3 separate regions of the Homo sapiens genome follow, and regions 2 and 3 are each linked to region 1. The links are chromatin loops, found by intact Hi-C in ENCODE. Cell type or tissue: psoas muscle. All regions are shown on one strand. Region 1 overlaps POLR3E (RNA polymerase III subunit E). Region 2 has its middle 23 kb from the start of ZP2. Region 3 has its middle 43 kb from the start of CDR2-DT.

Evidence for each region. Hi-C counts contacts between places; a loop is a spot of excess contacts. Peaks named below come from ENCODE experiments on the same cell type or tissue, not always from the same donor. Only the 100,000 strongest peaks of a DNase experiment are listed, where the experiment ranks them.
Region 2: it touches region 1 in a loop (7-fold over the local background); 9 of 110 quality-filtered maps call a loop at or near these places.
Region 3: a loop joins it to region 1, with 3 times the contacts of the local background. A loop is called at or near these places in 11 of 110 quality-filtered maps.

What each region holds. Positions count from the first base shown.
Region 1 is chr16:22,319,168-22,323,167 of GRCh38, reverse strand. POLR3E (RNA polymerase III subunit E) reads right to left here. Exons shown (of 21, transcript NM_018119.4): 14 at 237-318. Among named protein-coding and RNA genes, the nearest start is that of POLR3E, 24 kb to the right of the region's middle. RefSeq lists enhancers at 359-908, 909-1,456. In psoas muscle, a CTCF peak has its summit at 1,768 (motif pointing right); a DNase peak (open chromatin) is centred at 1,727; H3K27ac peaks cover 284 bases.
Region 2 is chr16:21,186,459-21,190,458 of GRCh38, reverse strand. No RefSeq gene overlaps it. Among named protein-coding and RNA genes, the nearest start is that of ZP2, 23 kb to the left of the region's middle. RefSeq lists enhancers at 1,279-1,348, 1,399-1,488. In psoas muscle, a CTCF peak has its summit at 1,599 (motif pointing left); a DNase peak (open chromatin) is centred at 1,548; H3K4me3 peaks cover 377 bases.
Region 3 is chr16:22,415,879-22,419,878 of GRCh38, reverse strand. It overlaps the pseudogene RRN3P3. Among named protein-coding and RNA genes, the nearest start is that of CDR2-DT, 43 kb to the right of the region's middle. In psoas muscle, no CTCF peak of the experiment used is centred here; no DNase peak of the experiment used is centred here.

The DNA.
Region 1 (4,000 bases):
GAATGAAACGTGCTTCTTGACCCACCCCCCGACTGCGCTAGAGGAACTGGAAGGTTCTTTCCAGCCCGAGACTCCAGGCTTCTGAGAGGAAGGAGGAGAAAGGCAGAGGCCAGGGCCTCCTCACACACCCGCCTCCACCTGGAGCCTCTGCCGGGCCCCGGTCTTCAGAAGCCCTGCACCGCTGCCCCCCTCTTCCCACGCCCCCACCGTGAGTCCAGAGAACCCAAGGTACTTACAACGAAGTCTCGGCCCCTGCAGAGCACCTCAGCAGGCACGCCGCTGTGAGGGCTGGACGAGTCCTTGGGGTATAGGATGTCACTGCCAATGCAGGTGAGGATGGCAGGTCAGTCCCTGCCCTGAGCCCCCTCTACCGCTACCCCTCCCGGCCAAGCCCCAGTCCATGCTTCTTTCCACCGTGGGCTGGGTACAGGCCTGAGCCCCAAGACCTCCCCTTAGGAGCCACATCTGTGAACACAGACATGGGAAAGAAGCACCCCTCTACCCCACACATCCCCCCAGTTCTTCCTCTTATTACCCCTCAACCCGCCATGCACACCAGCCTCATCCTAAGACCCCTGCACATTCAGGGAGAGGTCACGGGCTCAGAGACAGACAAGGTGAGGAACAGCCCGGGACCTCAAGGAGCCCAGGACTCTGGAAGACAACTGGTCCCTGCACGTGACACCAAGAGAACCAGGGATGAAGCCATCTGCAAGCCCTTGGCCACCTGCTGAAAGGGGCAGGTGGGCATGAACCGAGGTCAGAGGCAGGGGAGGCATGTTAGCCCTCGGAGAGAACAGGCTCAGCACTCAAGGTTCAGGGAACTTCAGAGGAAAGGCCGGGGCCTTGGACAGCAGGGCACGAGAATCTCCAGAGTGTAGCCCTGACCCAGCTCCAGCCACAGGCCCTGCAACCCCGGCTCAGCCCCTGCTGCGGCACCTGTGCTCTGACTGTCCCTCCCTCTGCTGCCAAGCCCTCCTCCTCCCCCTGCTCAGGTCCACCTGGCAACCAACTGTCACTCATCCTGCAAGGCCACGCTCTGTGGGGACACGGACTCTGCCGATGTGGCTCATCGCTGCCACCACAGCGAAGGTACCTATTAAGTGTGTGCTGACCAAACAAACCTGGTCCATGCCATGATCTCTGCATTCAGGGAGCTCAAATGTAACAGCCGCCATCCCCAGGGGCAGTGTCTGAATGAGAGCCCGGTCCATGGCACAGAACGAGCAGTCTAGCCATAGTGACTGAATGGAGGCATGGATTTTGCATTGTCTCCTCACAGGCACACACAGGACCCTCACCCAGGGGCCCCTGACATGGCAGCATGGGCAGCAGCAGAGTAGGGCTTACAGAAGTGCCGGGGCAGGTGAAATGCCCACAGTCCCCAAGTCCCTACCTTCCAGTCCCCAGGACAGGGCGAAACTAAAAGGGGCAGCACCTCCAGGGGACACATGCAGTGCTGGGTGCAGAGCCCAGGGCTGAGCCATGAGGCTTAGGTTTTAACAGGGCTCTGCGGCTGCCTTGCTGCAAGACTTTTGGCAAGTCCCATGCCTCTCTGGGCCAGTGTCCTCAGGTGTGTGACGGGAGGACCCCTCTTGGCTTTCATTCACTTATGGTGTAAATATACACACGTGGTCCTATGTAATACGCGATGCGCCATTGCAAAAGCCTTCCATGATGAAAACGTGTAACAAAGGACAACAGCCGCAAGGTGCTGACAAACTGCGCTGGGCACCTGTGGAGCAGTGCAAGGGCGCCACCAGGTGGCAGTAACACGAATATACTCTACAACTATGAGGAGCTTTCAAGGCATTGTATTTTCTTAAAATGTTCAACATTTCACATTTTGTCACATTGCTCACCTTAAACTACATTACTTAAAAAGTGAGTTATTAATGCAATTAATGCTACATCATTCAGAATCAATATAATTCAAGTAAAACGTAGCCACATTATTTACCAAGGGTCTGCACTGGTAATATCCAGGCATTATTCCGGGTACTGGGAACATAAAGCAGGAGTCAAAACAGACATCCCTAATCCCTTGAAACTGATGGTCTCGTGGAGGCAGCACATGGTCTAGGGGAGGATTCGCCGAAGAGAAACCACTGAAAGGCATCAAGCCCCACGCTCAAGACCTGTGATCCCCAGCAGAGTATGTAAAAAATTCACACTTAAAGACACATCTAAACGAACCCGTAGAAAACCAAAAACAGAGAAACTCCTAAAAGCAGCCAGAGGAAAACAAAGGCAGGCTGCCTTCAAAGGAATAAGAACAAAACTGCCAACAGAAACAATGAAGTCGGAACACAACAAAATCATATCAACGCGTGGAAAGGAAAATAACCACCAATCTAGAATTCTAGAACAAAGGTGAAATAGACATTTCCAGACACACAAAAACCAAGGAAATGCATCACCAACAGACCCACATTAAAGGAAATACTATAGCATTCTTTAGGCAGAACGAAATGATCCCAGATAGAAACTTAGAGATGCAGAAAGAAATGATGACTAAATTATAAACATGCGAGTAAAGAATATTGATTGACTGGATACAGTAATGTCTTATGGGGCTGAAAACATACAGAGAATTAAAATACACCAGGCCGGGCACGGTAGCTCACGCCTGTAATCCCAGCACTTTGGGAGGCCGAGATGGGTGCATCACCTGAGGTCAGGAGTTCAAGACCAGCTGGCCAACACAGCAAAACCCTGCCTCTTCTAAAAATACAAAAATTAGCCGGGCGTGGTGGCAAGCGCCTATAATCCCAGTTACTTGGGAGGCTGAGGCAGGAGAATCGCTTAAACCCGGGAGACAGAGGTTGCAGTGAGCTGAGACTGTGCCACTGCACCCCAGCCTGGGCAAGAGAGAGAGACTATCTCAAAAAAAAAATAAAAATACACCAATCCTGTGCTCTCTTCGGCAGTACATATACTAAAATTGGAACACTAGAGAAGATTGGCAAATTAAAAAGGTAAAAAAATATATATATACCAATCTAGCAGTGTGTAAGTATGAGGATAGATATAAAATATTCTAAGATCTCTGAATAGATTGGAATGGGGTAAAAAGCAGCAATTAACATTAAAATGTGTTAAGTCATGAATGTAAGCTGAAAACTGTAGGGTAATCAATATATGAGCCCAAACAGTGTAACTTCCAAGTTAGCAGGAAAAAATAGAAACAGAAATGAATCCAGCAGATGGTAAGAATGATATAAAAATCCAATGTAGGCAGGACAAAGGGTACTACAGGGTGACTATAATTAAGAACAATTTATTGTATAATTTTAAATAGCTAGAAAAGTGAAGTTTGAATGTGCCCAACACAAAAATGAGAAATGTTTGAGGGGATAGATATGTTAATTGCCCTGATTTGATCATTACATTGTATACATGTATTTAGATTTCACACTGCCCCCATAAATATGTACATTATGTGTCAATTTAAAAAATGTTTAAATGCGGCCAGGCACAGTGGCTCACACCTGTAATCCCAGCACTTTGGGAAGCCGAGGCGGGCAGATCACGAGGTCAGGAGATGGAGACCATCTTGGCTAACACAGTGAAACCCCATCTCTACTAAAAATACAAAAAATTAGCTGGGCGTGGTGGCGGGTGCCTTGTAGTCCCAGCTACTCGGGAGGCTGAGGCAGGAGAATGGCGTGAACCCGGCAGGCAGAGCTTGCAGTGAGCCGAGATCGCACCACTGCACTCCAGCCTGTGGGACAGAGCGAGACTCTGTCTCAAAAAAAAAAACAAAAAAACAAAAAACAGTTTAAATGCAATGTAGGCAGGACAAATAGAAAGCACTGTAGATTTAAACCCAAAGCACTAGTAACTGCATTAAATTTAAAAGGACCAAATGCTCCCATTAAGAGAATACAGCGTAGGCCGGGCCCGGTGGCTCACGCCTATAATCCTAACACATTGGGAGGTCGAGGTGGGTGGATCACTTGAGGTCAGGATTCGAGACCAGCCTGGCCAACATGGTGAA
Region 2 (4,000 bases), 1.1 Mb after region 1:
CACACCCTGGGGGACAATCCTGCTTGGCATGAGATAGCCAAGATAACGTCCCATTTCCCTTCTGTTTAGAGGTGAGCATGTAATACAGTTCTGTTCAATGAGATTTAAGGGGAAGTTGAGAGGGGGCTTCTTTTTCCTTATTTAAAAAAAGGTATGTGCAGCTAACCCCTTTTCTACCTGCTTTTGGATATGATTATGTGATGTGATTCCCGGAGCTATGGCAGCCATGTTGTAACTATGAGGAAATAACCCTAAAGACACCCTGAGAACGATGGAGCGAAAAAATGGAAAGCCTAAATCCTTGATAACTTCATTGTGTTCCCCAAATCAACCCTAGAACCACTTGCCTCTGCATTTCATGTTTAGTGAGAGTTTAGGAGCTCTTATTTTTTAAGGGAGGCATTTTTCATCTAAACTGATTCAAGCTAAGAAACTTCATTCTTAGGAGAAAGTCTATGGCTATAATTTGCATTCATAAAAACATACCAAGTTATATGTAAGCTTTTCTTTGGATGACTTGCCAAATTTGTACTAACCAAAAATAAGAGGGACTTCACTAACAAATCTATTTTACTTTGGCTCCCTCAGGCCCAAAAGAATTGGAGTCTGCTTGTGTTCATCTTTGAATTTCTATTGGTACTTCTGCAAGGGAAGTAACTTGACCAAAAATAGAGTATAAAGAAGCTTGATTCAAAGCAGATAGTATAGTCTCTTACTCCTCACCCACACTTAGGGATCCTCTTCCCTGAATCCTGTTTCAGGGTCAGAGGGGCAGGGAAGATGCTATGAAGTGAGCACCAGCTGTAGGAGTCATGGGTTCTAGCCCCAGCACTGCAGTCTTTCTGTTTGGCCTCTAGTAAGCAGTCTAAACTCCCTGGGCCTCAGGTCCACCATCTATGGGAGAGGGTGGGAGAAGTTATCTATTACCTTGCTACTCAAGGTGTGGCCGGTGGAAGGCTTCATCTGGTGGCTGATAAGCAATGCAGGAACTCAGGTCCTGATGCAGACCTACAGACTCAGAATCTGCCTTATTTATTTATTTATTGACAGAGTCTCACTCTCGTCACCCAGGCTGGAGTGCAATGGCGCAATCTTGGCTCACTGCAACCTCCGCCTCCCCGGTTCAAGCAAGTCTCCTGCCTCAGCCTCCTGAGTAGCTGGGATTACAAGTGTGAGCCACCGCACCCGGCCAGAATCTGGCCTTTTTTTTTTTTTTTTTTTTCTTTTGAGACGGAGTCTTGCTCTGTCACCTGTCGCCCAGGCTGGAGTGCAGTGGCGCGATCTCAGCTCACTACAAGCTCCGCCTCCCGGGTTCACGCCATTCTCCTGCCTCAGCCTCCCGTGTAGCTGGTACTACAGGCGCCCGCCACCACACCCGGCTAATTTTTTTTTTTTGTATTGTTAGTAGAGACGGGGTTTCACTGTGTTAGCCAGGATGGTCTGGATCTCCTGACCTCGTGATCCGCCCGCGAATTTGGCTTTTAACAGGCTCCTATGCATAGGCTCATTCAAGTTCAAGGATCGCGCGTTGAATGCTTCTTCCAGCCCTCGGTGCTATTGAAGTCTCGGCTGAGCCAGCTTCGGATGGCCTGGATGTGCGCTCCCTCTACTGGCTCAGAGATGAAACGCTTTCATTAGGAAACAGTTGCGTTTCCTTCTGATGGTTTTTCTAAGGTTTCCAGCTGGGGATTGAAACTCCAGCACGGGAGCTCCTAACAGGGGCATAGAGACTCCTAGAGCATGTGGCTGGGGCTTGAGTCTCCTCCTGAGTTTTGGAAACATGAACAAACAATGTGTGCTGCTGGAGGCCCATACACGGAGCATGTCCTCTCCAGCCTGGAGGTCCATACACGGAGCATGCCCTCTGCAGTGTATGGACCCCCTGGATGGCTGACTCCCAACTGCCATGGGACACTGTAGTCCATCTTCCGAACGTTTCGTCGTTGTCACTTCTGCTTTAACAAAAAAGGCAGCAGAAGGGGGAGGAAAGGATCTGCACGTGGGCTAGGAGGCCGATAACCGGGTTCTGTGGCTTAGTCATTTGCTGACTCTGAGAACTTCCACAGGTGACTCATCCATTAACCCTGCTTTCCTCTTCCATCAGCTGAAGAGTAGGGGATGGGAATGAGAGCAGAATAACGTCTCTGGACTGTTATGAAAGGTAAGGATGGTAACTGATACGAAAACTCTTTGACAACCTGAACCATTTCACAACTGTGAACTTGTGTGTTTCCATGATGCCACGATTGCCACTGGTCACTCTGGGGCAGACCTGGTCAATTTTGACCCCCTCTCCACCAGCTGTGCTCTTGCTTGGCCTAATTCTCTTAATTCTTATTATTTGTTGAGGTTAGGGTTTGTCAAGACTGGCACTGTTGACATTTGGGCCCAGATAATTCTTGGTTGTGGAGGCCTGTCCTGGGCTTGGTAAAATGTTGAGCAGCATCCTTGGCCCCTACTCATTACATGCCAGCAGCACCCAACACAGGCACGCATATCGTGATAACAAAAAATGCCTCTAGCACTTTGGGACGCCAAGGCAGGAGAATCACTTGAGCCCAGGAGTTTGATACCAGCCCTGGCAACACAGTGAGACCCCATCTCTACTGAAAAAAAAAAAAAAAAAAAAAAAAAGCTAGGCATGGCGCCACACATCTGTAGTTCCTGCTATGCAGGAGGCTGAGACAGGAGCATCATTTGAGCTTGGGAGGTCAAGAGAGCTGTGGTTGACACTGCACTCCAGTTTGGGCGACCAAGCAAGACCCTGTCTCAAACAAAAAAAATGCCTCCAGGCATTGCCAAATGTCCCCTGGGGGTGCTGGTTGAGGGTTGGGGCGGGGGGCGGGGGCGGGGAACAATCACTCCCAACTGAGAACTGCTGATCTAGATTTATTTATTTAGTTAGTTAGTTTTATTTTTGAGACGGGGTCTCACTTTGTCATCCAGGCCGGAGTGCAATGGCATGATCTTGACTCACTGCAACCTTTGCCTCCTGGGTTCAAGCGAACCCTCTTGCCTCAACCTCCCGAGTAGCTGGGATTACGGGTGCCCGCCAGCATGTCCAGCTAACAATATTTGTATTTTTAGTGGAGACAGGGTTTCACTATGTTGGCCAGGCTGGTCTTGAACTCCTGACCTCAGGTGATCCACCCGCCTCAGTCTCCCAAAGTGCTGGGATTACAGGCATGAGCCACTGCACCCAGCCTAGGATGTCTTTTGCAGTTAGACAAACTGCAGTTAGAATCCCACTTCTAATTCTATGGGCCCTTAGGCAATTTAACTTGTCAATCTTTCGGTTTCCTTATCTCTAAAATGGGAGGTAGTGAGGACGCACTGGAAACATGTATTGCTGTGTATTGGGCTTAAAATAGCCCCCCGCAGCCAGGCGCAGTGGCTCACGCCTGTAATCCTAGCACTTTAGGAGGCTGAGGCGGGAGGATCACTTGAGCTCAGGAGCTCAAAACCAACCTGGGCAACATGGTGAAACCCTGTCTCTACAAAAAATACAAAAATTAGCTGAGTATGATGGTGGGCACCAGTGGTCCCAGCTACTCGGGAGGCTAAGGTGGGAGGATTATCTGAGCCTGGGAGGTCGAGGCTGCAGTGAGCTATGATCATGTCACTGCACTCCAGCTTGGGTGACAGAATGAGACCCTGTCTCAAAAAAAAAAAAAATAGCATCCAGCACATGGCGAATGCTCAAAAATAAACAAACAAGAAACCTGGACATACTGATAAATTAACATTATAACTGTAAAAAAGTCATCGTTTTTATGCTCTGGGGATTAATTACCTTTCCAATCGGCCACACATTGAGCTGTGTGTCTAAAAGGCTAAGGATATCTTTGTAAGGACCTTAGCCCGAAGTCCTTAACGGTCCTCCACAGCTTGGTTAACAACAGGTCTTTTACATCTTCCTGTTTCACTCAGTTTTAAATGACTCATGTAGCCATGCATTTTGACAACTTTTCTTTGTTTTTTTTTTTGGAGACAAGGTCTC
Region 3 (4,000 bases), 97 kb before region 1:
GGCCATGGCACAAAGACTCAGATGGGAAAGTGTGAGAAAGCAGAGATTTCAAAGGAGCTACGGTGGAGACCCACAGAAGAGGAATGCTGAGGCTTTTCTGTCTGAAATGCTGAATAGACTCTAGCACACGCAAAACAGCCCACCACAGCGAGCTGCAGGATTCTTCCGGGCTTTTAACAGTGGTCTTGTAAAAAAAATTAGCCGGGCATGGTTGTCCCAGCTACTCAGGAGGCAGAGAGGGGAGGATGGCTTGCGCCCAGGAGGTTGAGGCTGCAGTGAGCCATGATCGCACCACTGCACTCCAGCCTGGGTGACAGAATGAGACCCCTGACTCAAAAAAAAAAAAAAAAAAAAAAAAAAAAAAGACTGGAACATTCAAAACCTGTTGATGGGCTCAAGAAATTCTCAAGAAATTCTCTTGCCTCAGCCTCCTGAGTAGCTGGAACTACAGGTGTGCACCACCACATGTGGCTAATTTGTGTATTTTTTGTAGAGACAGGGTCTTACCATGTTGCCCAGTCTGGCCTTGAACTCCTGGACTCAAGGGATCCAATGACAGGCGAGAGCCACCATGCCCAGCCACATTTTTGCTAAATTCTTTACACTGGTGAATCTCAAAGAATTCTCTGATCATCACACCATATCCTGCTAAGTGTGCAATTAACCTGTGGACTTCAGTTGGACACTTTCAGATTAGCATTAGCTATGTGGGGCCACCAAATGCCAACTGTTAAATTATCACTCAAAGATAAATGACACTTGAGTGTGCTGTTTGAGTTTATACCTCTAAAAAATGCTTATAGTACCATGAGACTAGTGTGCCAACGTGTCTGGCTGCCAACGTGTCTATAGCTGAGCCAATAAGAATTAGTCTCTAGAGCCTCTGTTTCCAAGGAAGTCAATCTCTAGATTCCCACATTGGCTGCATGATGGAATAAGCCAGGGGCTACGAAAAATACTGATGCCTGTTGAAGCTTGGAGGAGCTGGGGTTGGGGTGTAGGGCAGTGATGATCACATATGAATAGAACTGGGAGTCTTTAGTGTTACTGGTGGCAATGTTGAAATGCATGAGGGTTGTTTATTGTATAATGAAGTATTTTTCACATGAAGTCATATGAAGTATTCCATTCCACTGTATTTGTTCTTATTTTAACGATACAACTAGGTAATAAAGGAAATGAAGTATTGTTTTATATTTTAAAAAAACACATATGCCTGGATCTCACGCCCCAGACATTCTGATTTAACTGGTCTAGGGTATGGTCTGGGCATCAGGACTTTTTCAGGCTCCAAGTGATTCTAATGTGCAACAAGGTTGAGAACTATTGCTTTAGGGCCTTCGTGTTCTTTGAGAATACAAAGAAAATTCAGAGAGATAGGTTAAAAACACACTTGCCATTCCTCCATTGCTCTGACATCTATCAGCAAATAAGCTATAACAGGAAATACAGGGCTTTGGGTCTTTTCTATTCCAGATTCTGTTCCTGTCCTCTTTTAGCCACCAGGGTTTTAATTTTATTTATTTATTTATTTATTTATTTATTTATTTATTTGAGACAGAGTCTCGCTCTATTGCCCAGGCTGGAGTGCAGTGGCGTGATCTTGGCTCACTGTGACTTCTGCCTCCCGGGTTCCAATGATTCTCTTGCCTCAGCCTGCTGAGTAGCTGGGATTATAGGCACGCACCACCTCGCCCGGCTAATTTTTGTATTTTTAGTAGAGACAGGGTTCCACCATGTTGGCCAGGGTGGTCTCAAACTCCTGACCTCAGGTGATCTGCCTGCCTCAGCCTCCCAAAGTTCTGGGATTACAGACATGAGTCACAGAGCCCAGCCTAATGACTGATTGATTGATTGTGACACAGGCTCTCACTCTGTTGCCCAGGCTGGAGTACAGTAGTGAGATCATAGCTCACAACAGCCTCGAATTCCTGGGCTCAAGTGATACTCCTACCTCAGCCTCCCAAGTAGCTGGGACTATGGGCATGTGCCACCACTCCCGGCTAATTTTTTTTTTTTTTTTTGAGACAGAGTCTGGCTCTGTCACCCAGGCTGGAGTGCAGTGGCGCAATCTTGGCTCACTGCAAGCTCTGCCTCCCGGGTTCACGCCATTCTCCTGACTCAGCCTCCCGAGTAGCTGGGACTACAGGCACCTGCCGCCATGCCTGGCTAATTTTTTTTGTATTTTTAGTAGAGATGGGGTTTCACTGTGTTAACCAGGATGGTCTCGATCTCCTGACCTTGTGATCTGCCTGCCTCGGCCTCCCAAAGTGCTGGGATTGCAGGCATGAGCCACTGCACCCGGCCAGTCCCAGGTAATTAAAAAAAATTTTTTTTGTAGGAATGGGGTCTTGCTATGTTACCCAGACTGGTCTCAAACTCCTGGCCTCAAGTGATCCTCCTGCTCTGGCCTTCCAAAGTGCTGGAAGATGAGAGCTACAGATGAGAGCCACCACACTTGACCATCACCAGGGTTTTCTACTACAATATTGCTTGAGGCTTTTACTGCTACTTGGATTTCAAGCAATGTCCCCAGTTCAGGTGGAAAACAGTCACCTCGAAAATGGAGAAGATGAGTCTGAGGAAGAATTACATTCTACAGAAGAAATGCGGTCCAGGACAGTCCACATTCACTTCCTTCATTCAGATACTCATTTCTTAGCCACAATTACCCAATTTTGAGCCATGCTTCTATAATGAGATACCACTGAGTTCTGCGGTTCTAACTCCTTAATCTCTCATGTCAGTCTCCTCTTGCCTTCTGTCTTCCACTGCTTTAGGGCTTGGATTACATGCGTGAGCCACCACACTGGCCCCATGCACAATATTAACCAGTGGAACCAGCATTCCTCATATAAAATCACTTTGTTAGCCTTCTAACTGTTCTTTGCAATCCAGCTAACATCCCTTCAAAACACACTTCAGGGTAATCTTTTATTTTATTTATTTATTTTATTTATTTATTTATTTTTTTTTTTTGAGACGGAGTCTTGCTCTGTCACCCAGGCTGGAGTGCAGTGGCACAATCTCAGCTCACTGCAAGCTCTGCCTCCCGGGTTCACGCCATTCTCCTGCCTCAGCCTCCCGAGCTGCTGGGACTACAGGCGCCCACCACCATGCCCGGCTAACTTTTTGTATTTTTAGTAGAAGCGGGGTTTCACCATGTTAGCCAGGATGGTCTCGATCTCCTGACCTCGTGATCCGCCCACCTCAGCCTCCCAGAGTGCTGGGATTACAGGCGTGAGCCACCGCGCCCGGCCTAATGTTTTATTTTTACTTATTTATTTTTTGAGACAGGGTCTGGCTCTGTCGTCCAGGCTGGAGTGCAGTGGCGCAATCTTGGCTCACTACAACCTCCACCTCCCGAGTTCAAGCAATTATTCTGCCTCAGCCTCCCAAGTGGCTGGGACTTCAGGTGCATGCCACCATGCCCGGCTAGTGTTTGCATTTTTTGTGGAGATGGGTTTTTACCATGTTGCCCAGGCTAGTCTCGAACTCCTGAGATCAAGAGATCTACCCACCTCGGCCTCCCAACGTGCTGAGATTACAGGCGTGAGCCATCACGCCCAGCCCAGGGTTATCTTTTAAAAGGCAAATCTGATATTATTACTTCTTGGTTTAATAATTATAATGCTCCTTTCCTTTTAGGATCAGGTCTACACTTCTCAAGCTCTACTACTAAACCATCAGCCATTCCTCCAATCATGTCCTACAACCTCATGCCTCTCTGTGCTTGCACAGACTCCCTGCTACTATGAATTTTCAAAATTCATTAGAGAGATCATTTATTTTCTCCTCAGTCTGAATTGTATGCTAAGCCAGTGGGCACTCCCTCAACAGCCCACACTTACATCTGTAATAGCACCTAGCATCCAACATTAAGATTCTCACTATAATTGACTGTGAGCTTATTCAGAGTGGGGGCTGCATCTTTTCCTCTTTTTCCTTTGGGTTTAGCACAGGACCTGGTACGTAGTAGGTGTTAATATTTGTTGAATGA